Linked DNA regions of Homo sapiens: all the other regions are linked to region 1. Evidence: chromatin loops called from intact Hi-C (ENCODE). Cell type or tissue: PC-3. All regions are shown on one strand. Region 1 overlaps GMDS (GDP-mannose 4,6-dehydratase). Region 2 overlaps GMDS (GDP-mannose 4,6-dehydratase). Region 3 overlaps GMDS (GDP-mannose 4,6-dehydratase). Region 4 overlaps GMDS (GDP-mannose 4,6-dehydratase). Region 5 overlaps GMDS (GDP-mannose 4,6-dehydratase). Region 6 overlaps GMDS (GDP-mannose 4,6-dehydratase).

Region 1 (5,000 bases):
TCTAGTTTATTAATCAACAGGAATGCTACTTAATTAACCATGTGAAAGTTAAAGTAAGTAAGAAAGACAAACAAGGCAAGTATTACTTAAGCTATTATTATACTACACTGGAAATTTTTCAAATATCTAAGATTTTGTAAGATGTAGTCACGTAAACAAATGTAAAGCCATCATAAATTAAAATTGGTTATAAAATGCCAATAAAACATTGAAGTCCCCTATAATTCATACAAAATCTGTTTTTAGACTTTAAAAAGGGCATCAAAAACTATAAAGTGTATCATTTTTAAAAGCCCATTTAAAAATTATAAGCAAATTGAAAAAAATGTTATTAATTATCCAACATTTAATTATTCATGCAAAATATTTATAAAATATTGTCAAGGAAAATAAATGTTCTAGTGCTAATATGAAGAAAATTAATATGCTGGTTTTTAAAAAAAGTTTTAAAACAATATTCTTCAGTTAGTAAGCAACACAAATCACTTAGATTTGCCTGCTTGAGACACGATTCTTTTGAAACCAAGCAATTGAAGGAAATGGTGTTGCAATACTGTCCGTTTAATGAAAACCGTGGCAGTGAAAAGGTCACATAAATAATCTGCACGATGTTATTGCATTAAGAAAGTCACAGTCTAAATCTAATGCCTGCCAAAGAGGGGCTAAAAGTGTAAAAGAAAAAGTACGCAGTCACCTGCAAAACATATTATATTCTGATTAAAAGCTGTTTTTAAACAACCTTTTAATCTAAAACCCATTTGCTATCTCAAAAATGACCTATAAAGAAATGTTTATGTAATTGTGACTAATTCAATTATCTTACACCCTGGTTTTAAGAAATATATGATAATGAAAGTTCAACTTATAAAATTCCATTTAATTAAATTAAAAATTCACAAAATTGCAAGATTATGTGTTTAGACATCAGAATTTTCTTTGTCCTTGTTTTCAAACCGCCTACACTACTAAAAATATTAGGGTAACACAGATAATATCTGTGCATACAAACTGAAGTTAACACAGTAGACTGCTTAAAACAGAAAAACTACATACATATCTTCTTTTTCTACTGATATGACAGAGTATAACCAATTAATCATTAATAAGTAACAAGCAACAGCCAGAATATGTTTAATGCTTCATTAAAACAACATTGAGGCCCATTACAGTACACAGCGTACGATGCTGGAAACCACCTTATACCCTCGCAAACCGCATTCCCTTCTAACCTCATTTGGGGGAAGCAGCTAGAGGATGAATGGCAATATGCTCTCAAGTAAGCTTTTATTAAGTATGAGAAATAAATTATATTAAGTGTTATTTTTTGAACTCAGAAATGAGGGAAGGGGTTGTTAAGATATCAAATTTACTAAGAAAATAATTATGTCAGAAATAACGTTGCTGTCACAAGAGAGACTTGCCAGATACTGCTTTTAAGCACGTTGTTATACACACCTTTAGAATAAATTTTGTGACCCAGAGATTAGTCTGTGGTACTAAAATTCCTGAGAGTAGACCAGAAAAAAAATAGAGGGTAGGAGAAATGTTTTCCTAAACAATGTTAGCATTACTCTAGTGGCATTAAGAAGCCCTTATTTCGTTTATAATTAGTAAGATACTGAGGTGATGGGATTGTTAAGGACATGTTACAAATTGCTTTTCTACAACTCACTTCCGAATCTCAGTTTCTACTAAATATGATTCTACTTCATTAGATCCTCATGACTGTGATCTCACCAAATGCAATTCTAAAACTTGAAAATTACCTTGGAAATTTGTGAGAAGCCACAGAAAGGTCCTCGGAAGCACACACATATTAAATATTAATTATAATGATGACTGTCATCTTTTATAGTGATTATGTCATTATTTAGGAATGTTAATTAAGACATAAAATGACTTGTTAATAGCAAATGCATTCTTAAGCAATATATTTGTGCTTGTGCACTTAACAGCAAACCCAGTATGGGGACTGAACCATAATAGACTACAGTTCTATTTTCTAAAATGCTGACATTTGAGCAAACGTTCCCAGGGAATGTTTGCCTGATTCGTGGACTGACATTTCCTCTTTGTAACTTGCTTAACTAAAGAGGAGACATGCAGGCCAAACTCCACAGTGCCCGCAGGCAGCAGGCTATTGCTTGCCGCTGCAACTTGTGCGTGGTTTCTCTTTTACTTCCCTCTGGCCCTACTGCCCCTCAGCCCTTCACTGTCTCTTTATTTTGACATGCATATTATCTTAGCTGATTTCAATCATCTTACAGGAGTGGATGACATACCTTAAAAGATTAAGCTTCCCCACCTGGGATTTGTCCAGAAATTCAGTGTATTACAGCTTCTCAGAGCCTTCTTCGTTCTCCTATATTCTTGTGTTATCAATAGTAGCTTTCTTTCTTATTTTATGTTTAAGTATGAGACACAGGCAGCTATGCTGATGGAGTCAGTTTGTACTGTCACTCATCTTTCACTACAACTGCAAGGTTCACTTCCTTTGTCTAATTCTTTGCTGCCATCTATGTGTATAAAAGAGCACAACATTCTTAAACACACCAGAAACTTCCTCAGTTTCAAAAACAATCATGTCTCTAATCTAGAGGGATGAAGAAGGAAGCTTTAGGGATAATTTGCTTCCCTACACAAACGTAAAGCTTATTGGAAATTTCCATTTCTTTCTCTGTGAAGCAAATTTATAAAACTGAAAAATGACTGAAGTTACATTATTTAACATAATATTATTGAACATAACCAATAGATTTTTTCCATTATTGCTGCTGATAAATTTTAATTTGGCAAATTTGATGAACTTATGCTTGAAAAACAAAAGTTGAAATTTTAAGTCACTTAAGTAAATAATTCCAATAAGATAAATTAATTTTTGCTAAATTGCAATCTAAATATCTTGCCAAATGATAGAGTGAAATGATCACTAAACCTAACCGGGTGCGGTGGCTCACGCCTATAATCCCAGCACTTTGGGAGGCTGAGGCGGGCAGATCACAAAGTCAGGAGATCGAGACCATCCTGGCTAACATGGTGAAACCCCGTCTCTACCAAAAACACAAAAAATTAGCCAGGTGTGGTGGCAGGCACCTGTAGTCCCAGCGACTCGGGAGGCTGAGGCTGGAGAATGGCGTGAACCCGGGAGGCGGAGCTTGCAGTGAGCGGAGATCACGCCACTGCACTCCAGCCTGGGTGACAGAGCGAGACTCCGTCTCAAAAAAAAAAAAAAAAAAAAAAAGAAATGATCACTAAACCAAAACACTTTCCTAATATTTAATATAAAGCAAATGCAAAGCAAACAGATGAAAAAATTATTTACACACATTATGTAAACAACCAATAACTCAAATATTGTGACATAATAATCGACTAACTTCTGTCAAATATTCAAACACTTCTTCTCTAGGGAAGATGGAGAAATGTATCAGACCACACTAAAGAGCCTCTCAGCCTCCCCTTTAGGACTGACCATACTGGCTCTGAATTGTCCTAAGATAAGTTAGTGTCAAACAAACAAATAGAAAGGCACTCTAGTGTGAGCCATATGGGAATGTTACAACAAACAAAAAAACCCTGTCCCCTACACCATGTAACAATTAATCCATGCACTCAGGGTAAAGACTGGTTATTTACCATCAGTACTAATAATGTGGGTTGACAGTCTTGAAGAATGTCCTAAAAGGTTTATTTTGTCAATACCACTAATTTCTAAAAGACTTTACTGTTATATACTAAAAAAATAAAAACCTGGCACCAATGAAATATATGGAATGGGAGTAGAAAAGAAACTCAGGAACAGGTTTTTTTACCCTGATATACCAAACAGCATAAGAAGTGCGAAACTGCTGCCTCTTCTCTATCAGCTCCCATTTAGAATAACTGCATAATTGCTATCAACACAATACTCCTCTTCTCTGGCAAACATTTCACTTTAATTATCAACACTAGAACCGTACACAAGTTGAGCTAACCTTTCAGGGTGCAACATTTTCTAAAGAATCAGTCTCTTAACGATAAACTGTTAACGGAGCTGTAACATGCCAAACCAAGGCTTGATGTGCGGTTTCTTATAAATAAAGCAAATCTAAATTCGCTGTGGATTACACTTTAAATTAACATTTCCAAACTAGGAACATACTCTGCCATTTTTCAAAGAGTAAAAGTGATACCTACTAATCACTCATCTTCGATCTTAGACATTTTTCAAAAAATAGAAATCTGATACATTCAAACCATTTTCATATGATTTATTTCTTGCTGGCACTGGTAAGGTATCCAATTAATGATTTACAGTACAAAGTAGCAGAAAAAATTCTTACGCATTACATTTTTTGAACTAGAAAAGATTTCATTTTATTTTACCGTACTAACTTTAAGGATCCAACTTTAACAAGGCAAATTTTATAAACTCCGCCATATGTAAGGATAAAGTAGAAATCATATTTAATATCAAGCTTTACTATGTATTTTAAAAGAGGTATTAAGTCTAATTTTTTTAAATATACATACAAATTTTGGGGGCGGGGGAGATACATTATGGTATTAAACAAAGTATCATTTATGTCTTCACCTTAATTTATGTAAATTACATACTGTAATCTAATCAAGAATCCTGGCTGGGCAAGGTGGCTCATACCTGTAATCCTAGCACTTTGGGAGGCCAAGGCAGGTGGATCACCTGAGGTCAGGAGATGGAGACCGGCCTGGCCAACATGGTGAAACCCTGTCTCTACTAAAAATACAAAAATTAGCTGAGCGTGGTGGTGGGCACCTGTAATCACAGCTACTCGGGAGGCTGAGGCAGGAGAATTGCTTCAACTCAGGAGACAGAGATTGCAGTGAGCCAATATGGTGCCACTGCACTCCAGCCTGGGCGACAGAGCGAGACTCTGTCTCAAAAAAAGAAAAAAAAAAGGAAAAGTTTTACTCACAGTGTATTTACTAACTTACTCTTTACCCACCATTTTTATAAATAGCATCTAGAAATTAATATTGTG
Region 2 (5,000 bases), 150 kb before region 1:
ATACAGTCAGACATTTTATAAAGCAAAGTACTTGGCAGCTAAAAAAATGCTCAAGACGAAAACTCAAAACCACAAGTTCATGAACCTTAAAAATGCCAGATTCTTTCAGTCAGGTGAATACTGTGTTTAGACTGATGTATATGATTTCTTATGAAGCCCATATTTAAAGGAATGTCCTATCTCATCTAGAAATGGCTCAGTATCTAAACAGTGCTAGTACACCATCCATTTGTGGCAATCTCACACGGTTAATTATGGGTATATTTAAAGTACTTTATAGCTTCCCATTGCCACATGATTTTTAATGTTTTATTTTTTATTTTGTGGTAGGGATGAGGTTTCACTATATTGCTCAGGCTGGTCTACAACTCCTGGCCTCAAGTTATCCTCCTGTCTTAGCCTCCCAAAGTGCTGGAATTACAAGCATGACCACCATGCCCGGCCTGATTTTTAATGTCTTTTATATTAGTTCTTCCTATTACCAACTTCTTGATAACAGGCAAGAGAAGTTATTTATTTCATATCACATTTATATTCTAATATTATAAAACTATGTTTATTGTAATTATTTCTGTCAAACATCTTAAAGGAATATTGCCTTTAAGCAAACTAATGGTCTTTTACAAAGATAAGAGCAGCTGAGACATTCCGTTTCCAACTTGTCCACTTGCTTCACTGCCAAGCTGAGGTGGCCCACTCAGTGTCACAGGGGTTTCTTTGCTCAAGTTCAACTCTAAAATTCGTATATATGTTATTTCCACAAATATGTACAATATTTACATGACTTCTCCTAGGATTATTTCTGGTCTCCGTGTTAGCATTTATTGGCTTCACGACCTTGGACAACTCAATCTCATGCTGCTTCTGTTTCCTCATTGCTGAAAAAAGGGAGATGAAAGAAGCTTTAAATTCCTATTTCACAAATTCTGAGGGTATTTTGGGAGAATACCTACAGGTGGATGTTAACTGGCTGCTCCCTAGAAGCTCTTTCAAGGAAAAAATAGTATCTAATGGCTTAATACACATTTTTAAAATTAAAAAATAGAGAAAAATAGAAGTACACATGAATTTCATTTCCACATACAGATAAAAAATTTGTAAGTTAAACAAGTTAGTCAAAATGTCTCTGAAAGTACCTGTGGAGTATTAAATCACTATGTCAAACGCAACACGAAGAGCTAATGAGCGTGCATTTTTCACAGTAAGGATGATGATGATGATGATAGCCAAACCCCTCTGATTCCTCAGCTGGGAGATGATTAAAAAAAGTTCTTCGTGACTCAGAATGAAATACAAAATAAACCAGCTTTCTGGAAGTATTTACTAGGATCTCATGAAATTCTGAACAGACAGTTTAGCAACGGAAGCGCTCCTGGGGGAAGAAGGTAGTGATGGATCTGTTGCAAGGCCCCATGGTCAGAGACAGAGGAGCAAAGTTACATATGGCAAGTAGAAGAGAGGCTCAGTTAGGCGTTAGGCAAATATGGAAAGGAAGAGAAAAGAAGATCCACAGGGAGAGAGAATGCTTTACCCAGACTGAGTAAATGTCCCATTCTTAAACACTGAGAGAAGAAAGAGTGGGAGGAGAATGGAAGAAATACGCTGTCAACAGGGAACGTGATTTCTTACTCAGGCTAAAGGTATCCAGGGATGAAGCCAATCCCTATGAGTGACTCACGGCTGGTAACCAACGGCCCACGAGGTAGGCTCATGTAACCAAACATCACCTCCTCAGTCAGTCCTGGAAGTAGAGGTTACTACATTGCCCAAACTTTCCTAATGATCGAAAGACTAAAATGAGTCAACATAAGAAAAATATCCTCATCGAAAGACGGAAATCTTCAACTGATCTCCTGCGGAAAGCAAAGGGCTGCTGGGTATGAGAGGCAGGCCTGCCAACAGCCGGCAGCACAGAACAACTTTCTCCGTCACACCCCTGGGTCAGGGCTTTCTCCTCCAGGACGTGGACCCTAGGAAGTCTCACAGAAACCGAGGCTGCTGTTCTTAGTGTAGGAAATCAAAGCGGCTAATTCTACACTCATACTGAAAACTGAAAAATCACATTTAAAAAAAAAGAATGCTGAATATTATGTGTGTTTCACCCTTTATTCACAATAGCTACTGTCATCAAAATTAGGAAATCAGGGATAATCTAATCATTAAATTTTTTAACCTTCCAAAAGTAGAAGGTAGAATGTATTTTTTGTTCCCTCTTAATTATCATGCAAAATGTTTTTTCTTAATTTAGAATACACTCATATTAGTGTTATTTATAGTTTTGTAAAGGTCACCATATTTGTATTTATGGCATGCCAAAGTACTCTGCCAATGTTAAGAATTAAGACATAATTAGCCCCAACTGGTTACATTACATATGTGATGAACAGTAGTTATTCTTCTTATTTACCTCCTAATGTAATAAACAGTCAAAACTAGAAATATTGTTAGCTTTACTAAATAGGCTTGCTTCCCATGTTCCAATTTATAGCATAATCTTTAAGAGTAGATTTTATTACTGGTAAATAACATATTTGAAAAGAAACTAATATACTTATTTATGAACTATTTTTAAATAATTAAAAAAACCTCTCAATATTTTCCCCATAGTTCACAACTTATATAATAATTAATATCTTTATGACAAGTCTGATTGTTTAGTTTTTCAAAGAAATGTAATAAGGCAAGAAAATTTTTGTACATGTCTATTTCCTCATAGATATTAAACAGTTTGAGATAATAAACAAAACCTTTTTCCCTAGAGAGTCTATTCTCTATTACAGATAATGTGAAGCTGTATTTCCAGTAGAAAGCTATCATTATATCCACATTTGTGGCAAAAAGAATACTGTATGTATGTAAATATAAAAATAAAGATATGTAATGGAACAGCCAGGGAGATACACAATTTCAGGTTTGAAGAAACAATACAAAAGGAAAAAGCAGTTTATTAAGTGTGTAATAATAGTATGTTTTTAAAAGCCCTGTACAACCTTAACTAAAAATTACTTTATCACTGAAAACCGTTAATGACCATCTGTGCCTTTTGCTGGTAGAGGGCTTGCCTCAGTGTCGATGGCTGCTAACTGATCAGGATGGTGGTTGCTAAAGGCTGGAGCGGCTGTGGCCATTTCTTACAATAAGACAACAATGAAGTCTGCTGCAATCACTGACTCTTCCTTTCAGGAAAGATTTCTCTGTAGCATCCAGTGCTGTGTAACAGCATTTACCCGCAGTAGAATTTGTTTCAGAATTGGAGTCAATCTCTCAAACCCTGCTGCTGCTTTAACAACTAAACCTATGTAGTATTATAAACCCTTCTTTTGTTATTTTGACAACATTCACAGCATCTTCACCAGGAATAGATTCCATCTTAAGAAAATACATTCTTTGTTGATCCATAAGAAGCAGCTCCTCATCAGTGAAAACTTTATTATGAGATTGCACACGATAAAAGCAGTCACATCTTCAGATTCTACTTTTAATTCTAGCTCTCTTGCTATTTCCCCCACATCTGCAACTACTTCCTCCACTTGGAGGCCAATGGAGGGCTATTAAGTGGCCTAATTTCAATATTGTTGTGTCTCAGGGAACGGGGCGGCGGTGGCAGGGGGTGGTAATGGCCAGTTGGTGGAGCAGCCAGAACACACACAATATTTACGGATTAAATTCACTGTCTTTTATGGGTGCAGTTCATGGTGCCTGAAAACAATCACAACAGCAAAACCAAAGATCACTGATCACAGATCACCGTAACAGATATAATAATAATCAGAAGTTTGAAATATTAGGAGAATTCTCAAAATGCGACACAGAGACAGGAGGTGAACACCTGAAAAAATAGTACCTACAGATTTGCTTAATGCAGGGTTGCCACACACCTTCAGTATGAAAAGAAGAAAAAAGCAATATCTACGAAGCAATAAAATAACATATGCCTAAACTCGTGTATTTAAGTGTACCCAAACAGAAAAAGTACAGTAAAAATGTGACTTTTTAATTATAATACAGTATGATAATCTTATGGGACCACTGCAGTCCATCATTTACCAAAATTTGTTATGCAGGTTATGATTGCCTACTTTTTTATTTTAAAAAACTGAGTACATATGAAAGAAAGCACCTGGTTAATGTCTGTGAATATCAGTATATAATACATAGTAATAGTTATTCATAAAACATATACTACTATATACATTTTCATGACTTATAGACATTTAATTCTAAAATTCTGTTATTCTTATTAATTTGTAGTAAATATTACTAAAGTGCTCCCATTTCATAAGAAGCAAGTCTATAGCACAAGTGCCATCCACCCTCTTGCTTTCACCAACGGAGTGACTGGAAGGCTGACTGAGGGATGCAAAGTCGCAGATTATTGGCTCTATTCCCTAAATCAGTGATTTCCAACTGTTGATCTGATGCTAGCATAGGTGATTCTTACATCTCTAGATGTATTACACGGTTCTCAAAACAAATATATTTAGAAAGAAAACCTAAATAAATAAATGAAGTCTTCAAAAAAAAAAAAGAAAAAGAAAGAAAACCAAAAATGGTTGGGATGGAGAAAAGACACAGAAGGCAGTCAAAACCGTAATGAGCACGTGTCCAAGCTCAGGAGTTGTGGTTGTTGGACAAACTATGCTACATGTATATCATCAGTTACTAGCTTATTTGGTTTCATACATCACTGACAACTAGCTTTCCTTTAGAGCACTTGGTCATAGTGCTTGATCCTTTGGAGCACTTGGTTACCTGCATACAGCAGTGAAGTACAACAGAACCCCAACCTGCCAAAGCACTTCAGAATTCTGCTTAAGGACTGGCTCACTATGCTCTTTAACATTTATAGGAAATCTTTCTAAAAGACTACCTTGCTACCATAGGAGAAACCCACAATCAACCCAAGTGAAAGTTTTCTCGAATGTTGAGGATCTGTCTACAGCTGGGGCCAGCAAATGTTTTCTTAGAGGCCCAGACAACAAATATTTTAGGCTCTGCAC
Region 3 (5,000 bases), 260 kb before region 1:
CTTGCAGGAAGTCTCCAGATACAGGAAATGCTAATAAAAGAAAAAGGGAGGAGGCTTTGCTCTCCTTTCCCAACTCAGCTCCTACAACATCTCACATTACAAATTTGCAAACTAATTACTTAGAGCCAGACATATTAAAAAATTTCCCTTTACAACTAAGTGAATACAGAAGAGAATCAAAATAGAGCTCTTGGCTCCAGACTTAGATAGGGCTCTGAATTTAAAAGTCTAATTAAGGCAAATCATGTTTGCTATGTAGTTCTCTCAAACACTAGCATTATTGAAATTACTCCTAACAACTTAATTGATATAACCAATACCTCAAGTAAAGATCATGCAGTAATTAGTTCAGCCTGCAGAAGTTGGAGTATCAGGGATGATGAGGTTTTCTATAAAGGCTTTGGCTGTTTTTTTCCACATAAATTTACCTCTGTGAAATTTTGAGTTAGACAATTTTATTTTACACTGACTTGGCAATGCAAATAAAATATCGAAAATAGCTGAACTGTTATTAAATGGGATGATTTCTTGGTTAGTACTGTGATTGGTATGAAGAGCGGAGGAATTCCTCTTTTGTCTCTTTCCCTTGGAGCTCTCTATTGAAAGGAGAAAGGGGAGATGGCAGTATTTTATGAGTCATTCTTTGGAACAGCATTCCAAGTGTGATTTACTTAATATAGCCCTATAAATCACCTAATGCAGAAACAATCTCAAGATCTGCATGTAAACATACCTATTAAAATATTACAATTACTCTGTTTGCTTAGTGCTCATAAGGTATATCTCATCTGAAGGTAAACAGCTTTTTCCCTGAGGTGGGACATCCAAAGGAGCGTCCAAATTACATGCCCATGTAAGGATGCTGAACTTGAGAAAAATATCACATTACCTAAGTACAACGACAAGTGTTTGACTAGGAGAGGGACTATTATACCTTTAGCCGACATTTTTCTGCCTTCAATTTGCTGCTCTGGTTTGAAAATCCAATTCATCTAATTTCATAGTTGGCTACAGCACTGGTTGGTAATTATTAATCACAGAGAAAATTTTCAGCTCAGAAAAAAAAAAAGTGAGCATGTCTACATTTGTTTTAGTGATTTGCTCCGCAACAGCCAGAGGGCATTTATTTTTAAACAAGAAGTGAGCCAGGGGACCCAGATCTATATGCTTGTGGTACTGCTTATTTTTGGCTCATAAGACTTAACTTTCTTTAGTATGGTAATCTGTAACTGTAAGCAATCATCCTCCCGATTAGTACTGGGTTAAAAACTGTAAACCACCTACAATTACTAGCATGATCCCTAACCTCTGTAAGGTGGTAATCCAGTATTGGTTGTTAGCTGTCAAATTTATTTCCCTTTGGTGAAATATACCCTGGATTTAATTAGCAGTCATTCTAGATACTTTATGGAGCTGAGCCCAAGCACTGTGGCTTTGACATTTAACCCCTGACCCTTAAATATTTACCAGCTTTTAAACTGGTTGTGTACAATTATCCCTTCAAGTATATATCAGATCCATCATTCTGACCACTCTAGTCTATTCCAAGTCAGATGTACTATTCCAACTGATGTTGTAATTTTCACCCTGGAAGTGGAAATAAAATCATGGGCTTCACAATGAGCTCTGTCAGGCAAAGCTGAAAGCACTTGTTACTAGATGCTACCCATGGAAGGGGCAGGGTGTGCTGCCAGTCAGGAGTCCCAGTGATGAGTGTGAGGAGCAGGCTGCAGCCGAGGGGACGTGGGTTGCTCTTTGGCTCTGGCCAGCCCTCTGCGCCTTTGTGGGATGCTTTAGAACCAGTTTCGTCTTCGGCTCGCAATCGTGAAAGGAATATTTTGGAAACTGTTTTCATTTGTTTGAAATCAACTTTATTGAGGTATGATTTGGGAAGTGTATTATTTAAATTTCCTTGAGGTTTCCTAGGCAGAAAATGCCTAGATAGAAGCAATGAGAGGCGAGGACTGCATTTTTTCTGCTATGGTGTAAAACTCTCACAGAATGTTACGCACAAAACCAGTGCACTTCAAATGTCACAGTTCTTGAAATGTATTTTAATCCAAAAGATGGGCTAGAAAGGGCCCTCATTAGGCAATACCCACTTTAAAAAGATAAGTGAATGCTATTCTGTTGAGACTTTGCAAGACCTCCCACCTGGAAGGGGCACCCAGGTCTCTAGTTCAGGAGTGGTACCACCCCTCTCACGCTCTGCCTCTCCTCACCCCTTCCAGAACATACATCACGTGCCTGGCACATAGTAGGTTCTCCAAAACTTTTTGAATGAGTGTTAAATAAACCCAGCAGTCATGAAAATGGCTTACAGAGGCAAACATGCCAACCAGAAATGTCAACTAGGCTTGTGCAAGTAAAAAGAAGAATGTTACTGGAAGTGAGAGAGTCCAAGCCAGGAAAACAGGAGCATGTATTGCTGATATCCAGCCCCCACACTATACCCCAGCAGAGAGGAAAGAGGGCAAGAGACGTATTTGCTGCTAGTGGGGAGCCCCTACGCTCAGTCTAAATTAGGGCCAGATGCTCGTTTTTGGCTACTCTAAGAAACCAAAGTGTGGGTCAGCCGCACTTCCAAGTGGAGCACTGAGTGGAGACCGGGCTCTGGTGGCCAGCTAATCCAGAAGCCTGCTTTCTCAAAGGAGCCAAAACTGGCATGTGACTCTGCTAGACTTAAAAAAAGGAAAAATTTGTAGAATAGCCGTAATGTGTGGTCTTGAGGGTAATCTCAACAAACAGCGTTCGGGTTGGTTAAAATGCCTCAGTGGCAGTTTGGAGCTCACCGGATCTGGCAGCCACTAATGACATTGTGAGGGCGACTGTTGCACCATCCAGCTACACTGTACACGTAATGCAAGTTACAAACAAACAGGACAGACGGAAACTTATGAGTCAAATTTTTTTCATGTTTCTGCCAGGTGGACACACTGCATAAACAGAATGTAGGTATCAGAGACTGAACTAGCTAGACATTTTTAATTCTCGGGATTTTTTTAAGCTTTGTTGACTAATGTTTTATAGTGATATAAAAAGATCCTATGTAGTAAAAGAATAAGGGTGGTAAGTCATGGGCATTTACCTTTAAGGAGTGCTAAAGTGCTGGAAGTGCTAAAAATCAAATGAACTCTCTCTCCTAGAATCCCTTGCTCTCAGAACATCCCAAAATATTTCAAGGCGTTCCTTGTTTTCAGTTTGGTCTTAGTTCAGAGGTGAACTTTATGCAGGGAGGAGGTTGGCTTAAGCATATTTTAGTCCTTTGTAAGAAACATGATCCTGGAAAATAGTGTTTCCTCCCAAACTCTCACTGCAAAGTGAAACTTCTATCGAACCTAACAAACTCACAAGCTGATAACCAAATGCTAACGTTTTTGAAATGATTGCTTCCTACTAAAGATCCATGTCACTGCTAATTAGAAATTACCAACTCATTTTTTTCCTCAAATAAGCATAATTGTTTATTTAAAAGATTTCCAAAGATTAGGAAAGGGGACGCTATTAATATCAGAATGGGTAACACAACAAATTAACAATATTTTGCACATATATCCCTATTTTTGCTGTAGTGTCACTGCTATAGAAATTGTCTCTCTGTACAGGTACAGGTAGGTGGTGTTCATGTGTATGTTTGTGATGTAGAGACACAGATAGGAAGGGAGGAAGAACCATGAGGAAGGACGCTGACACAGGTGGTTCCAGTGGCTGGAGGACACGTGACTTGTTCATATCCACCACTTGACTGCTTTCTTCTCACTCACTTCTATCCCACTGGCCAGAACGTCCTGCAATGCCTATTTCCCTAAATGCCACTTCCTCTCCGTTTTTCCCACCATTGTCTTAACCAGGACCTTCCTCATATCTTCTCTGGATGCTCTCACAATTCGGAATGGCATTCAGACTTCTACGTGACACACATGGACTCTTCCCCAGGCTCATCCCCTGTGACTCTAACCATTCTCCATATTCACATACTCACAGTTCCCTCTCAAAGGCTGTGTTCTCTCCCACTTCTGAACTTTCTGTATATGATGTTCCATCAACTTAAAATCTCCACCTCACCTCTTCCTAACTCTATTTATTCTTCAAAACCCAGCACAAAAATCCCCTCCTCCAAAAAGTCTTCTGTAGTGGCTTTGCTGTAGTGGTCGTTACAGTCCCACCTTCTCCTTTCTGAAGGGAACCCCACTGTAGTTTGGGTGTTTGTTCTTGCCCTTATGCATCAGGGAGGCTGCCCACAGCAGTAGCCTAAGGAAAGGCAATCCCAACTCCTCTGACTGGCAAATAGCCTGGGTCTGGATATATGACCCAACTCTAGCTAGGGAGATGGGAGAGGAGGCCTGCTGAGGACTTCAGGAAAGGCCAGGGAAGTCACTCTGTTTCTCCAAATGGAGAAGAATGTGACTCCAACTGCTGCTGGCAGCCGACTTACAGCCACAGCAGGGACCAGTCTGGGGATGATGTCAATACTGTGGACAGCAAAGAGAAGCCTGGGTCCTAGATGACTCTGTATTAGCCAACTGCAAATCCCAGCCTACCTCCAAATGTCGGATTACAGGAGACAATACATTTTTTAAGGTTAAAGCCAATTTGATTCAAATTTTCTGTTACTTGAAGCTAAAAATATCCTATTTTGAGGGGTGGGGATAGGGGATAAACTGCCTAGTATTTCTTGCTTTCAAAGGTTGCAATGAGGTACAGAGGCTCACATTGTATATTTTAAATAAGAAAATTTCAGCCAGGAGCCGTGGCTCACACCTGTAATCCCAGCACTTTGGGATGCCAAGGCAGGTGGATTGCTTGAGCTCAGGCATTCGAGACCAGCCTGGGCAACATGGTGAAACCACATTGCTACCAAAAATTAGCTGGACATGGTGGTGCACACCTGTAGTCCCGGCTACTTAGGAGGCTGAGGTGGGAGGGTCAGTGAGCCCAGGAGGCGGAGGTTGCAGTGAGTGAGCTGAAATCGTGTCACTGCTCTCCAGCCTGAGCAACAG
Region 4 (5,000 bases), 92 kb after region 1:
AGCCAAAAATGCTATTTTTTTTTAAAAAAAAAGAAGCATTATAAATATGATGTGTCTTTCTCAATTCAGCATGATGTAAGTCAAGTTAGGTAGTTCCCATGCCTCAGGAAATCCTGGCTTAATCTCAGCTCTGTCAGCAGTTTGGACTGTGTGTGTGTGTGAGGGGAGGAAAAGGCATCTATTGATTAAGGTGCTTCTGTATTCTCCATTGAGTTCTTCTTGAGTTCAAGGTTAATTTTTTAAATCACTGTAATCTTTGAATGTTCTTTAAAAGAACATTAAAGCAGAGAGAAATGGCATTATAATATTCACAATACAAAAAATTAAGACTTGTAAAGAAGAGTGAAGAAAGTTGGGGAAAATATGCTTCATGATTCTTAAAGGTCGATTCCTCATGGAATATATTTTAAACATACACACATACATATATAGTTGTTTAAACCCAATAAATAAACATTTCAGCTAAAAGTATTATAACACTAAATTATATCTTTAAGCATTTTTACCAATTTTACTTCCTTACTTTATCAATCATGTTTCACATCTCTAATTTCTTTATCATTATAACAAATTTCAATTTTTATATCAAGATACCAATATAAATAAAAGACAATTAAGGTTAAAAAGTGCTACACGCACACACTTTTTGGTTATTTTATTTCCTAAACATGGAAGAGGGGAAAACACAAACAATTTCTTCCACACGTGTCACACACAGTAAACATTCTTTCAAATCACGTCAGTTTCCTTGACAAAAATTAATACCTTAATAAAGATCCATTGTTTAAAACTCTTGGTTACCACTTGGCTAGCCATGCATAAAACAGGACAATTAGTACAGTCAACTGAACATTATCAAGACTTTCAGACACAGTGACACTGTTCCAGCCAAGCACAGTAGTGATGTTCCGTGAATGCTGCTCTGTCAGCCACAATTACCCCTTAAACAGCCTTTGGAATTATCAGCCTGTACTTTGCTAAAAAGAAAAAGAAAACATTATTTTAAATAATATCAATAAAAATCTTTGTTTCCTTTCTGAGGTAATTATACACACATGAAGTTAGCAAGGGTAAAATCATAGTAATTTTAAAACACATGCTTAAAAGCTTGCATCTTTTCTCCAGTAAAAGCTTTAACCAGACTTAGTATAAAGAAAAAACGGATTTGAATTTCACTGTCTTTTCCTTTTTCTTCTTCTGTAGAAGCGATAGTACTTAATGATTCTGTTCAAAAATTCTGAAGCAAAAAGACCTAGACAAATAGGAAATTAGACGTTACATTTTTGAAGAAGTGTTTTATTTTCCATTATTCCTTAAGGCTATCAGGCCAAAAAAAAAAAAATCTATTCCAAGAACTCTGTGATTCAAATATAAAAAGTATGAGAACCAAAACTGAGATGCTATGCCTTGGTCTGCTGAGAACTGTGATAATTTTCTTGAACTTTGCTGCATATATATTCTAAAGTAAAGCAAATACTTTGACATTTTATTCTTTTTATCCTAATGTAAGTGGAAAGCTACAAAGCAACTTCCTTTTCAGGGGATAAAGTAAGTTTTTAAAAGCCTTCTTTGGAAATAATTAAGTCCATAAAAATTACATGTTGATTTCTTAGGTATTATGTGTCCTTCTTTTTTTCTAAAGAATGAAGGTATAAAATAAGACAATGTAAACCATGGCAACAAGGTTGGGTATGGCAGCTCATGCCTATAACCCCAGCTCTTTGGGAGGCCAAACCAGAAGGCTGGCTTGATACCAGGAGTTTGAAACCACCCTGGGCAACATAAGAAAGACCTTGTCTCTACCAAAAAAAAAAAAAAAGTTAATAAAAATAAATATATAAATAATAAATCATGCTGACAGTTTAAATTTCAACAGTGAAGTTAAACATCTATCTATTAATTTCATTTGCAACTGTGGAGAGTATATGCCAAAATAAATATATACATATATAAGTAAATAATCATAACATCCCAAGATGACAATTGGGGACTGATTTCAGCCAAAACACAAATAATGTCTAAGTTTTTATTTTATTAAGCAAAACATAAGTTTGTGCCCAAAAACTTACAAACATTAGTAACAGTTCAAAACAGTCAATCTTCTACTTTAGCATTCTAAGATTGTGTAAAAAACTAGATAAATTATTACAATGGTTTATATTAAATGGTCTCCCTGAAGTACAAAGCAACTGCAAAACTATAATTATCAAGGACTAAAACACGCAGATGCTATATACTTGAGCCACCTGGTGGTTTATTTCCCTCACTGCACTGATAAACACCTAGTGCTATGCACACAACCTTAATTAGACTCTACAAGTTTTACTTTTGGTGCCAAGACCAGAAAGAGTTTACTTTTACCAAAATGTAGTAATAGTGTGGGTCACAAGGCACAAGTCTACTTGGAAGCACTTAAAAAGTTCACTGTTGCTAAGTACAGAAGGCACTCCTGAAATCTACCATAGCAGGTCTCTAGAACTGTTTTCTTATGTTTTTTTCTACAGTGTTTGATGCCTACAGTAAACATAGAATCCAAAACAAATTCAAATAAACTGCAGATCATGCCTCAGGTTTGCTTGTGGTTTCTTTACCTCTTGCCTAGTTCTGGACAGTTCAGGACAGACCACATTAACTTTTAAAGGTTGCTGTCTTAACTGTCAAGCAAGGTAGTAATAGGTGCTCAGAGATGTTGGTTAAAAAACACAGGAAAAAAAGTTAAACAAAAGTACACTCTGTTACCAAGAGGAAAGCTGCAGAACACCAATCTTTGTGACTCTGACTTCAAATTAGGGACTCTTGGGGTGATCAAGATTTTTATCAAAGCAGAATGTGTCCAAAGCATACCTTTATCTTCAAGCTTACTAGCCTAACAGCTGGAGTGCATTAGACAGGAGCCATGACAATTCTAATGATAATGGTGGTGATGACTTGATTCTAAACGGATACTTGTCAAAAAGCCAGTGAAAATTTAAGCCTTTTAACTAGTAAAAGGGTTGCAAGTTAAACCTCTGTGTCCAGCAGCAGTCCCACACCCTTCCTAGGAGAAGCAACTTCCTCAATTTAAGTTTCAATAATGTCTTATGTGAAGAACGAATAAAGTCAGTATTAAATAATGTCATTAGCAAACTGACACATCCATTATGATAACTGTTCCCATTACTGGCTTTAGTAGGAGGTGATGCCAGAGGCTCTCCCGCACCATAAGGCAAAGCGCTTCATGTCCCTGACTCATCCAAGCGACTCAAGGCCGCCCAGCTCTCCAAGTGGAAACACTGAGTGGGAAGGAGGCTCTCAAAGGATGCCTCTATTCCTCCTCCCGCCCAGGTTCTTGGTGGAGGGTAGATGCTATTAAAAGACTAGTTTCCTGAGGAAGGTAGATAGTTTCAGGGAAAGACCATTTGGCTGGAAGGAGGAGGCTTTGTTGCCAGCTGTTTCTCCAGCTCCACTGCCTGTGTGGTCCCAAGTAAGTTGCTAAACCTGACCACGTCAAGGGCCAGGTCTATAAAAATGATGACATTTCCCGTAAAAGGGCCTGCCTGGCCCTGCACCATTTGCCTTCACAAGGGAGCACTGCACTAGAGAAGCTCTGGCTTTGCTGTGAACAAATCAAAAAGTGACACATGGGCTTGGCATTTTCCTCCATGCAAATCAAAGTATCCCATTTCCCTGAAACACTTTAACAGGATAATATGGCTTTAATTTTCCACACTTCCTAATTCTGGGTGCTAACAGGACACAGCCGCCTTGTGAGAGAAACAATGGCACAAGTAGGGATGGCAAAGGAAGACACCCCTCTCATGGAAGCCACGTTCTCACAGAGGAGCCCATTCTGCAGGGCTAAAAGGCAGATTTTACTTTCTGTCATTCATTTCCTCAAGCTGTTATTGAGAAACAACACAGGTACCAGTGGAGGATGCGTGCATTAGAGTCAGAAAGCCAGGTCTCCCCAAATCCCATCTCTATCATTTACCATCGGGGAGACACTGTACAAAGTAACTTCTCTGATCATTCCTATCCCCATCTATAAAATGGAAATGATGCACATCGTGCCACAGGCTTACTGTGAACGAATGATGGGAAAGTGTGTGAAATTTACTAAAATAAGCAGCCACTGGAAGGGAGCCTGAGACCAGGACCAGCCAATGAGAAAAGTAACGAAGAATGCAGAACTTGCAGCAGGAGCTAAAGGGTAATTTCCTGGCCATGATGACAAATCTGGCTATGTATACACAGATGCATATGCCTGTACACATTATACAGATACATGTAATTCCTGAAGAAGGGGCTGCCTGTCAACAGGCATATCCTCACTTCCTGCCTCAAAATAGGAAAAAAATATTTGTTAGGAAATGAAATACATCCAAAATATTTGAGAAAGGGTTTGAGGAACATCCCATAAACCAATGTACCTTGTGTCCCCTTCAATTCTGTTTTTCTTTTCTAAAATGTCAAAGTATGCTAAGACTCTTCAATGACCAAAAGGTCCAAGTTTATATGAGTTTTTAATCATGTTCCAGAGATCACTGGATAAGAAACAAATAAACAAAAAAAAAAAAACAAGAGAATTAAGCAATAAAGAAAAGTAATGCTGCAGAGAAGAAATGAATAAGAAAAATTTCATTTTACTGCTACGAGGTATTTTACAAAATCAGAAAATTATGTTTGCCTGTGCGAAACTGGAAAATATTAGAACTGCTGAAACTTCTATACCACATCAGACTTCTCAACAAGTTCAAGAAAAACTAAGCATTTTGAAATGCATGGTGTCTGGAATAGAAAGGGTAGCAATTGTGGATCCTAAACCAGAAGAATTATACTAGTCTATCTACAGAGGTGTCTCTAGCCTAGCTCTAAGACCACAATTGGTTAGAATGAGAACAGGTAGAAAACAGACCATTCATAAAGTCAATAATTCAGGCTTGGTAATGGCTTACAGCTTTGCTTATGATGTCCTTATATCAAGTGTTTGCCATTGCTAACCTAAAGAGAACATACAACTA
Region 5 (5,000 bases), 420 kb before region 1:
GGCAGAGCGGTTGTGGAAAACAGCCTGAGCCTGGCCACAGACATACTTCCCAGATGAACCGTGGGCTCACTCAAACGTATGTAACCAGAGCAATAAAAACACATGTCCACACAAACCAGGAATGCAAATGTTCACAGCAGCAACATTCGTATCATCCCCAAAGGAAACAACCCAAATGAGCTTCAGGTGAACGGCTGTGCGGCAATGCATCCACACGAACGAAGACTATGAAATGAATGAAAAGGAACGAACAGACACACCGGGGAACATGGTAAATCTCAATGACATTGTGCCAGGTAAAGGAAGGCCAGCACAAAAGACACATACTGAAGGATTCCATTTACACAACATTCTAAACTTACAGTGACCAGAAAAGGGGCGGTGTTGGGGGCAGGACTGACTACAAAGCAGGAGGAGCGAGCTTTTTGCTGGGGCTGGAGATGGTCCTGTCTTGGCTGTGGTGATGGTTACACAACTGTATATGGCCAAAACTCATCAAATGTACACCCTTAGTGGGTGATTTTTATTTTAAATAAATTATACCTCATTAAAGCTGGGGGTTAAACCGAGTCCAGCACCTGGCACCAAGTAAATATACACAGTAAATTATTCATCCTCTTCCTGTTAGTTGCCATTTAGAATTATCAACCTGTGCCTGCCACTGAAGCCACAATGATGTCAGGCTTAAGTGTTGCTTTTCTCCTTCAAATACTATGACACAAAACTGCTCCCTCTCTCCCCCCCCTTTTTTTTTAACTACTTACCCACCTTAAAAAAAAGGTAGACTTAATTAACACTTGTAAAGCACCTTGAGACACTTGAATTAAAAAGTAATAGAGGAGGCTGAGTGCGGTGGCTCATGCCTGTAATCCTAGCACTTTGGGAGGCCGAGGTGGGCAGATCACTTGAGGTCAAGAGTTCGAGATCAGCCTGGTCAACATGGTGAGACCCCCGTCTCTACTATAAACAGCAAAAAAATTAGCCCAGTGTGGTGGTACATGCCTGTAATCCAAGCTACTTGGGAGGCTGAGGCCGGAGCCGAGATCACGCCACTGCACTCCAGCCTGGGTGACAGAGCGAGACTCCATCTCAAAAACAAAAAACAACAAACAAACAAAGTAATAGAGGAGTATCTGGCACTGCTATTGCTCTTCTGTTTTCAATGATGCAAACAGTATAGCTCTTTGTTTGCTAAGCGACTTTAGTAAGGGTTTTTTTTTAATTAAAAAAAACTGTTTAATCTGAAAATGAAATTCAAAGGCCTGCTGACAATATATTCCTCGTCTCCATTCATGCCAACAATGACTATGCCAGCGTTTGCAGATTTATGCCCATGGATTCCCAGATTGGGAGACAGGAAATGGGTGTCCATCCTCCCCCACCTGCAGTTCCAAGCTGGCCGCACAGAGCACAGGGAGGTTGGTTGCTCAGAACGTGGCCATAACATTTACCAGGAAAAACGGAGTGAAGAGGAAGGATGGGAAGGAATGGAGGGGCACAGGATGGAGATTTTCCCAATCAAGTTGGGGAAAAGTATGGCTGTTTCACTCAGCATTTCTCTGCTTCACTAATTAAAAATGATTTTAAGAGCTAACAATTGCAAAAATCTTCTTAAGCTTATCAGTGAATTCCTGAATATCCCCTGGTGAAGTCTTCCTTTGGCATAGACGTGCATGCCCGAATCTTAATTTCTCTCTAGCATTCTGGGTGATCATGCCATAAAGCACAGGCCGTGGAGTCATTTTCTGAGACAAGAAGTCGCTCCACATTGGGCTTTCTGGCTGGTTCTTTTTGGCCGTGGGTCTGGTTACAGTGGTGGCAGAAGAAGCGAAGTCTGTAGCCCTCATTACAGACCCTTTGCTGGCTGGGGGCATGTGGCTGTGAGAGAGGAGCAGAACTGAAGCCAGTTTCTCCTGCTCTGCACTCTGAAACCCGAGATGACGCGGCCTCTTTCCCGCACAACAGTGTAGAGCGTTCAGTTGGTGTTATGACTTGTCTGGTTCCCACAGAGGAAGGAATCCTGCCAAATATTTGTAATCTGCACTTAAGTATGCAATCAGGGAAACCACACCCAGAAGCAAGTGCATGGCTACATAATTAAAATGGTCTTGCTGGAAGACCAACTGGAAATGGTTGGAGAGGGTGTGGGGGGAAGCTGATGAGTGAGTGTCACTGGGATCTCTGACACTTTGGCCATCATTCTCTGCAAAACATTTTCTCCTTAGACTCTAGCAAGCACGCATCTTTCTCTGTGTCCACTGATTAGTCACAGTATTTGTCTTTGTATAACCATTTAAGAAAATATTTGCATCTATTTAAAGGATCTAAATAGATCCCCCCCGGGTTGGCTTGTATTTATGGCATAAGCCATAATGGAATGTACTTATATGCAAACCATCTTTCCCTCTGAGTAAAGCATTTTGGCACATTTTCTATGACAGCACTGAGTCACAGTGCACAGTACATTAACGCAGCAACTTCTGAAATTGAGCTGCCCAGGTTGCAGGGCTGGCAATGCTTTATAAAAGGGTTAAAACCATTCACTCTGAGGTACTGGTAAGATAAAGGACTAAACAAACTAATGTGTTATCCTTGGAGGCAATACAATTTTTTTAAATGAAATTACTGAAATTAGTAAGGATTAAATTTAATTTTTATAGTCAGATAATAGCTACCAGCAGCGCCATCTGTTGAAATATTCCAAAACTTCATTTCCTGCATCCCAAATAATATTTACTTAAAGGAAGATACAAATGTTTAAAATCACAAGTAGGACTGGAACTCCATCCTCAGTTTTAGGCAAAATCACAACTATAATATTTTCCAGGACAAGAGGCGCCACCCCGTTTGTCAGGCCCCAGAGATGTCCTTACCTACATCAGTAACCCCTTCAAGGTTCACGAACCTTCTCACTGACAAAAAACTCCCATAACAGAAACGAAAGAGCTCCTGTTCAACTACAGCAACACCCCCAAGGCTTGAACATCAGGAAGGACGTGAACAGCACCTGCTACCTAGACTCTCCCGCACTTCACGGGCTGGTTGGGTTTCAGACCTGGAAGTGGCGCAGGCCTCCAACCTCCAGGGGAGGAGGATGAGGCCAATGTTCTAGGTCAAGGTCTTGCCTAAGATCAGACAGGTGGTAGGTATCAAGGTCAGGAGCTGCATTCAGGCCCCAGGTGTTCTGAATTTCAGCCCAGAACGCTTCCCATTGGATTCCAGGGCCAATACTAACTCCTCCACTCAGCAGGCCATCAGCAAGCTCCTGTGTTCCAGGCACCGTCCTTCTCCTGTGTTCCAGGCACCGTCCTTGACACTAGGGAGAGAGTTGCCAGCACAATGGACAGGGCCCTTAGCCATGCAGCTTCCATTCTAGCGGGAGGAGAGACACAAAGAGGCAGGTGAAGAACGTGAGGGGGGTTCAGAGAAGCCACGGAGGCTTCTCTGATGCAGAGACTGAAAGAGTGTGGGGAGCAGTCCTGCCCTCTAACTTTCTGGGGGAGGAGCAGGTGTCAGTGCCCCAAGGTGAAGCTGAAGGGTCAGTGTGGTTGGAGAGAGGGCATGGGGGTAAGAGGGCAGGAGCTAAGCGGGGTGAGGTTGGGGCGGGGCAGGTCATGGAGAACACTGTAAGCTGCGGGAAGGACCTGGAATTCCACTGAGAGAGCTGTAAAGCCACAGGTGGGTTCTGAATGAGAGGTAATGTGGTCTCACTTACGTAAAAAGTGCCACTATCTTCACAATGGGCTGTAGGAGGGCAAGAATGGAGGCCGTGAGGCTCTTAAATCCACAGCAGAGAGGATGGCGGCTTTGTTTAGCGGGGCTTGGGAGGCTGGTGAGACACAGCTGGATTCTGGGTTGATTTCCGAAGGAGAGTGAGTGAACCGTTCGCTGATGGATAAGTTGTGGGGTGTGAGAGAGGGAGGGGAGTCAATGTTGACTCTGATGCTTTGGGGTTTCAGCAAAAAGAATACCAGCATTTGCTGAGCACCTACTAAGTGTCAAGCATATTTTCTCTACCAGTCTCAGAAACTCTCAAGTGTGGGCATTTGCCCCCATTACACAGATGAACGACGGCTCGTGGAAACCCCGCACCTTGCTATGGTCACGCACGTGGAGCGTGCTGTGTGGAATACAAGCTGGTCTACCTCTTTTTCTTCCTCCTACTTGGATCTGCTTCCAGCAATCAAGCAACTCCAGTTCCCTCCACCTTCTAAAGTTTGTGTGTGTTTCTACATTACATCCTCTCCGTGATTCTCCTCTGAAACCTCTCCACGCTCTTCAAAGCATATATTTAGCTATTGAGTCACAAATCCACTGCAGCTCTCATGAGGTCTTTATCTTAAATACCAGCCAAAAAGAAAGAATTTGCCTGGGGACTTAATACTCCCATGTAGAGTTTAATTTATGTTAAACGTATTTCTGTAATGGTCTTCATTAGAGGCACCAAGATGGGATACAGTAGCTATTATATAAAGATAGCCAGCTAACACTTGTGAGGTATATGCAGATTTTGGGGGTACTGCCTTTTCCAATTGACAGCATCTGTTTGAGGAATGTGAGTTTATTTTATTTTTTTAAAGTCAGCTCTCTACATATTCCTGCAAGTTTTGGAAGGGAAATAAATGATAGCACTTCAACATCAGCCATTTTCCCTAAAAATCACTTAAAACTGACATTAGAGAATGCAGATGTGGATGATCATTACTGTAGAGGTTACTTTCTTATAACATGTTCTTGCTATGAGGGTTGCATTGAAAAATGAGGCTCTGAAACGATAACCTTTGGGCCATAATAAGCACCAGTGACCTTTTACATGGACAGACACAAAGTTATTTTTATTAAATCAAGCTGAGGTTGTGGTTGTGTCAGATATATATTTTTAACCATGGTAGAGTTGCAGGAGGAATGGCCTGTGTGGGATTCCATACTTCAAACTTGGTAGAATACAGTTAGGGAAGGATTCTGCAACCACTTCTCTCTTCCTCTTCATCGGACTGCTC
Region 6 (5,000 bases), 190 kb before region 1:
GGTCTGCAAGTCAGGCAGTGGCCAGCCATTGCCCACCCTGGGCTCCAGCTACAGCAGGTGGCTGGCATCCACTAAAGGGAGAGCAGCACGGAGGCCTCGCATGCCCTTAGACCTCGAACCATCCACTGTATCTGCAGAGAATATGTGTCCCCACAGAACCAGTGGTTTTGCTTTTCCCATAAAGAAGCTGGACACTTGGATTTGAGGCTGAGTTGGTTTGACTGAGTTCAATCTCAGGCAGTTGAGCACCGGGGTTCAAGACGCTGTGAGAGATGCTAGGGGCCAGATGCAAGCATTGTCAGCCAGGCCCTGGCAGAGGCTCACAGGGCTGAGAATAAAGCATTGCAGACAAGGCGGGAAATGGCCAATTCTTCAGTGAAGTGGCCAGGAGAGTAGGGCCCCTGAGGAGGGCATCTGCAGAGGCAGCTGAGTGCTGAGCCTGAGCAGGGCAGGACTCCAAGGGCAAGCAGCAGGGGCAGCCCAGGGCCGGCACGGTGCAGGGCCAGCAGCTCCCAGCTCCGGAGGAGGACGCTGGGGCCCTGCCCAAGGCCGAGAATGCATGCTCCAGACAGCGGCCTTTATTCCATGGTGGAGACAGTGATGGTTTTAAGTTGAAATATGACAGTATCTGTATCTCAGAAAGGCGACTCTGGCAGCCATGTGGGAGGCAGAGAGAGCATCACAGTGCAGGGTACAGCCAGCACAAGGGTCGGCCGAATGAACGCGCCTGATCTGGGCCAGACTCAGCAAGCCTCTCTCTCTATGCCTTATGTTTTCCCTCTAGTGAGAAAAATATGAGAATAGCACGTATCTTACCAGACTCCTGTGAAAGTAAGCTTGTAAAAGTGTCCAGTAGTTCATGCATTTTCAGTACGCAATAAGGTTTTGAACTTGAAAATAAAGACTAACTGGATATTTTAATTCATGGTTTCAGGCTCAAGGAAGGCTTTGACTTTAAAATAACAACTGACCATTAGAGCTGTTCATAAAGAAAGGGCCATATTGGGAGGTGGCAACACCTTCACCATTCAGACATGTCCCGCCCAGCCACTGCTCACGCAGGCTTCGCAGGTGGAAGCTAAGCTGTACCTGAAGATCTTGGCATTCTTACTGGTGTAAAAACTGTCATTAAGCATTTTTCAATATACAATCATGGTTTTTACGTAGTTTAGCCCTTTATTCCTATGATGTTTTTGCTACCCCATTCTAGACTGACAACATGGCTGTAGGGAAAGGAAGACCAGCAGCCACCTAGTTACAAGGTAGCACGCCCACAGTGACCAGCGCTGATGAAACGTGAGGGTGCAGCTGAAGGAAAATGGGGCGTCTGCCAGCTGCTCACCAGGCTCTATCAACCCTTCACGTGCGGGGGTGGGGGGCTGTTCATACTCAAGATGCCATTAGCGCAGATTCTCCAAAGTAAGAGTTTTCATATTGTATTCCTACCCCACAATCTGTGAAAGAAAGGGAGAGAGAGAGGAGATGAGCTGAAGGGAGGGGAAGGGAAAGGAGGGAAAGGGAAGAGGGAAAAAGAGAGGTAGGGATGAACAGAGGGAAAGGAGAGTGAAAGAAAGAGAGAGAGACGAAAAAGGGAGGGAGAGAAAGAGAGAGAGCCAATCGTGGCACAGTGACTTAGGAAGAATCCTACTGAAATGCTCAATAAAGCCAGTGTAATTTCTTTGAGCCCCACTGGACTGCTAACATTTGAGAGCACAATACCACGCGCAATTAAACAAGCAAACCCACAATTCATTAGGGATAATTTTAATAGATGACTCATTAGCCAGCCAGTTAATGATGCTTTGTTTTCCCAGAGGCCCAGGCAGATGCTTAACTACAATGAGGCTTCTACTGCCACTGACAAAAGGCAATGGAATCTAAACCACCCATGCCACGTCTTCAAGCTTCTTCAGGTTTTTTTTTTTTTGAAGATAAGGATCAAATGAAACGACTTCTGTTAAACTTGTATTTCCTGTACAGAATGGATATCTTCTTCAAATTATATGATTGTACAACTATTAAAGGACTGCTTAATGTAGAGGAAGTCTGTTTAGGACACAGGGACTGGCCTTTTCACATGTGGCTCCTCAGATGTTCTACAGTTTCCTTCACACTCAGTTCCTCACACTGGAGTGGTTTCACAGGATGATTAGAGGTATTAGGCCAGCAGTAGAGATGCTAGTTTATATGTAATACCTAGCGAGAGGAATACGTTTGCTACACAATCAACACTTGAAGTCACTAAAAAAAAATGACTTTAAAAATCTCACAAGAATGACTAAATATACCAAAAATCAGCCCAGAAACATGGCACAGTATCATGGTAAGTCACTGCACTGAGGAGTTGGCAGAGCAGGGCTGGAACCCACTGCCTGATACCAAGAGAAGACATCAAACAAGGGTTTCTCCTTTCAATGTCAGCCTTTTCCTATGAAAATGACAAAAAACAATCCGTGCTCTCCTAACCATGGTCAAATATGTGTTGGGAGAATCAAATACAAAGATGTAAATGACAAAGCACTACAGGAATAGAATAGGACAATCTTCCAGGGTTTAAAATAAGTTCTAGTGATAGATCTTTATATTTTATTTTCAAACTTGAAATTTGAGACCCAGGCAAAACCAGCAAGTAATTCTTGACTAAAGGACACACTGTAAGAAAAAGCACATGAAACTATGCAGCCCTTGAAATCCTCATCTCTGCCTTTTTCTGTTGAGACAAAGTAGGCGCAGCTCTGCTACCTTGAATGGGGTATCTGTATCCTGTGGACTTGGTGACAGAATGCCCCGAGAGGCAGGATGCCAGCCGAGTCACCTTCCTGGAATGCAACCTGTACCCTCCAACACAGGCACCCACAGACTATCGCTCTGCTCTGTGAGTCAGAAGCTGGAGGACGGACCCAAGAACAGGGATATGTCGTCTGAGCATGTGGGTGATGTGCGACCAGGGAGGAAATGAAATCACACTCACGAGGGACAGAAAATGGTACTGCAGAAGGCTTTTCTTTTCTTCTTACTGCACTGTTTCCACAGATATTCCCAGAGCCACTGTCAAATAAATACATAAGAATCTTTAAATTCTATATGTATTTAAAAATAAAGTCCTATTATTACAACATGACCTGCTTCTAATTTGCATGTGTTGGTGATGGGTACAGACTGAGAGAGAGGATAGAGAGGGGAGAAGAGAAGGGATGGGAGAGTGTGACGGTTTTCCATAATAATAGAGCCCTCCTTGGAACTCTGGCTCTCTAGAAGAATCCTCTAACAAATGAGATCCTTGAAAACTGAGAGGAAATAGAGTGATGATCACACAAAAAGGTTTCTGAATGAGCTGATGTCAATATCATCAAGTACTCCCATGGGTACTTGGTCTTATAAGCTAATGGTATATTAGTGATTTTTAAATATTATTTTGTAAAACAGGGCCAGTTTATCCTTCTGCCTTTCCATTTTTCTATCTGCTCAGATATTCTTCCTTTAAAAATAAGAATAAGGCCGGGCATGGTGGCTCATACCTATAATCCAGTCCTTTGGGGGGCCGAGGTGGACAGATCATTTGAGCTCTGGAGTTCAAGACCAGCCTGGGCAACATAGGGAGGCCTCATCTCTACTAAAAAGAAAAAAAAATTCAGCCGGGCATGGTGGTACATGCCTGTAGTCCCAGCTACTCAGGAGGCTGAGGTGGGAGGATCACTTGAGCCTGGGAGATCAAGGCTGCAGTGAGCCAAAATCATGCCACTGCACTCCAGTATGGGTGACAGAGTGAGACCTACCTCAAAATAAATAAGTAAATCAAAAGTAAAAATAAAGCTAGGAATAAAGTCTAATAATAGTAGAATCTAGAGATAATCAGGAAACTGGCCACTGTGTGAGAACATATAGACGTTACTTCCTTTCATTTATGATCTGCACTCAACCAGAAAGAAAGGTGCTTGCAAACATTTTGCTGATATCAAGTAAATCTAGCACAACTCAACCTAAGTGTGGTAAGATCATATTCTGGGGGCAATGTCTTGTGCTAGCTAAAGAAAGCATCTTTTAATAGTAAGAGAAATGGAACACATTTCATATATACAGATTTCATTTTTATAATTTTATAAAGAAATGATGGGCAGGGAGATCCAATTCAGGTATTTACTGGGCATCTGTTATGTGCCAGGCATGTTGGGAGGGATGATTAAAGATAAAGAGGGATAGGATCCAGGTCCTGCCTTCAAGGAGCTTCCCCAAGAGAGACCGACATGAGATAGCTAACAAAGTCCTGACTGCTCCTCAGAGGTCTCCCTCACTTTTCTCTCTATAGTGAGAGCCCAACCATTCTCTCTATGAGAAAAAATGGTAAAAGTGATCTCAAATATTTTACATAACTCTGAGAGGTACTTAGGGAAGCTATCCTATGGAGTAATTTCATCCCTTTCTTTGAGAACTCTACTAATAATTTCCATATGAGGCTTAGGCCAACAATGTAAAGACAATTTCTCAAAGGATTTCTCAATTTTGCCTTTACATAATTCGGCTTCTGTAAACTGTACCTGTAACTAACTGGCCCTAGTAGAAGTCCAATTGTTTTTCTCTTCTAAAAGGAAAAGGAGACTTTCACTTAACTATACCTCAAATTTATCTGTTTGGGGCATATGCAGCATAGTTTCTGAAGCAACTCTAACAAGTCAAAAATCCTCTGGAAATTTGATCCCAAGAGTACAATGGCTTTTGAATATTCTTCACCTTCAATAAGGCATAGAGTAGAAGCACATGGAACCAAGTCCCCAGCCTATATTAAACTTATTTCTCCAGCAAGTCAGTGTTAAACATCTTATTCTTACACGAGATCTGGCCCATTTCCTACAGTATCCATTCCGTGTTGCCAGGTCTTACCGTTGATGCCCTGGGCCATCAATCAGAGTCACAGGGATTTCAGGATCAAATCAGCACTACAAAGCCATCAATTATCCCAGCTGTATTGAAGTCAACAGGTAGAAAACTGAAATAACAGATAC

Evidence for each region. Hi-C counts contacts between places; a loop is a spot of excess contacts. Peaks named below come from ENCODE experiments on the same cell type or tissue, not always from the same donor. Only the 100,000 strongest peaks of a DNase experiment are listed, where the experiment ranks them.
Region 2: a loop joins it to region 1, with 4 times the contacts of the local background. A loop is called at or near these places in 3 of 110 quality-filtered maps.
Region 3: it touches region 1 in a loop (3-fold over the local background); 6 of 110 quality-filtered maps call a loop at or near these places.
Region 4: it touches region 1 in a loop (5-fold over the local background); 34 of 110 quality-filtered maps call a loop at or near these places.
Region 5: it touches region 1 in a loop (4-fold over the local background); 8 of 110 quality-filtered maps call a loop at or near these places.
Region 6: it touches region 1 in a loop (2.4-fold over the local background); 6 of 110 quality-filtered maps call a loop at or near these places.

The regions. Positions count from the first base shown.
Region 1 is chr6:2,101,964-2,106,963 of GRCh38, forward strand. All of the region lies in intron 4 of GMDS (GDP-mannose 4,6-dehydratase), which reads right to left. Among named protein-coding and RNA genes, the nearest start is that of GMDS, 140 kb to the right of the region's middle. In PC-3, a CTCF peak has its summit at 2,514; a DNase peak (open chromatin) is centred at 2,498.
Region 2 is chr6:1,951,252-1,956,251 of GRCh38, forward strand. The region is part of intron 6 of GMDS (GDP-mannose 4,6-dehydratase); the gene reads right to left. Among named protein-coding and RNA genes, the nearest start is that of GMDS, 290 kb to the right of the region's middle. RefSeq lists an enhancer at 1,164-2,363. In PC-3, a CTCF peak has its summit at 1,897; a DNase peak (open chromatin) is centred at 1,700; H3K4me3 peaks cover 999 bases; H3K27ac peaks cover 1,696 bases.
Region 3 is chr6:1,838,094-1,843,093 of GRCh38, forward strand. The region is part of intron 7 of GMDS (GDP-mannose 4,6-dehydratase); the gene reads right to left. Among named protein-coding and RNA genes, the nearest start is that of FOXC1, 230 kb to the left of the region's middle. In PC-3, no CTCF peak of the experiment used is centred here; a DNase peak (open chromatin) is centred at 2,888; H3K4me3 peaks cover 906 bases; H3K27ac peaks cover 1,339 bases.
Region 4 is chr6:2,194,017-2,199,016 of GRCh38, forward strand. All of the region lies in intron 1 of GMDS (GDP-mannose 4,6-dehydratase), which reads right to left. Among named protein-coding and RNA genes, the nearest start is that of GMDS, 49 kb to the right of the region's middle. In PC-3, CTCF peaks have their summits at 2,266 (motif pointing left) and 2,466; a DNase peak (open chromatin) is centred at 3,245; H3K27ac peaks cover 1,362 bases.
Region 5 is chr6:1,684,274-1,689,273 of GRCh38, forward strand. All of the region lies in intron 9 of GMDS (GDP-mannose 4,6-dehydratase), which reads right to left. Among named protein-coding and RNA genes, the nearest start is that of FOXC1, 77 kb to the left of the region's middle. In PC-3, CTCF peaks have their summits at 2,671 and 2,879; DNase peaks (open chromatin) are centred at 2,198 and 2,338; H3K4me3 peaks cover 1,781 bases; H3K27ac peaks cover 3,648 bases.
Region 6 is chr6:1,914,969-1,919,968 of GRCh38, forward strand. All of the region lies in intron 7 of GMDS (GDP-mannose 4,6-dehydratase), which reads right to left. Among named protein-coding and RNA genes, the nearest start is that of FOXC1, 310 kb to the left of the region's middle. RefSeq lists an enhancer at 4,657-5,000. In PC-3, no CTCF peak of the experiment used is centred here; DNase peaks (open chromatin) are centred at 1,883 and 2,863; H3K27ac peaks cover 2,400 bases.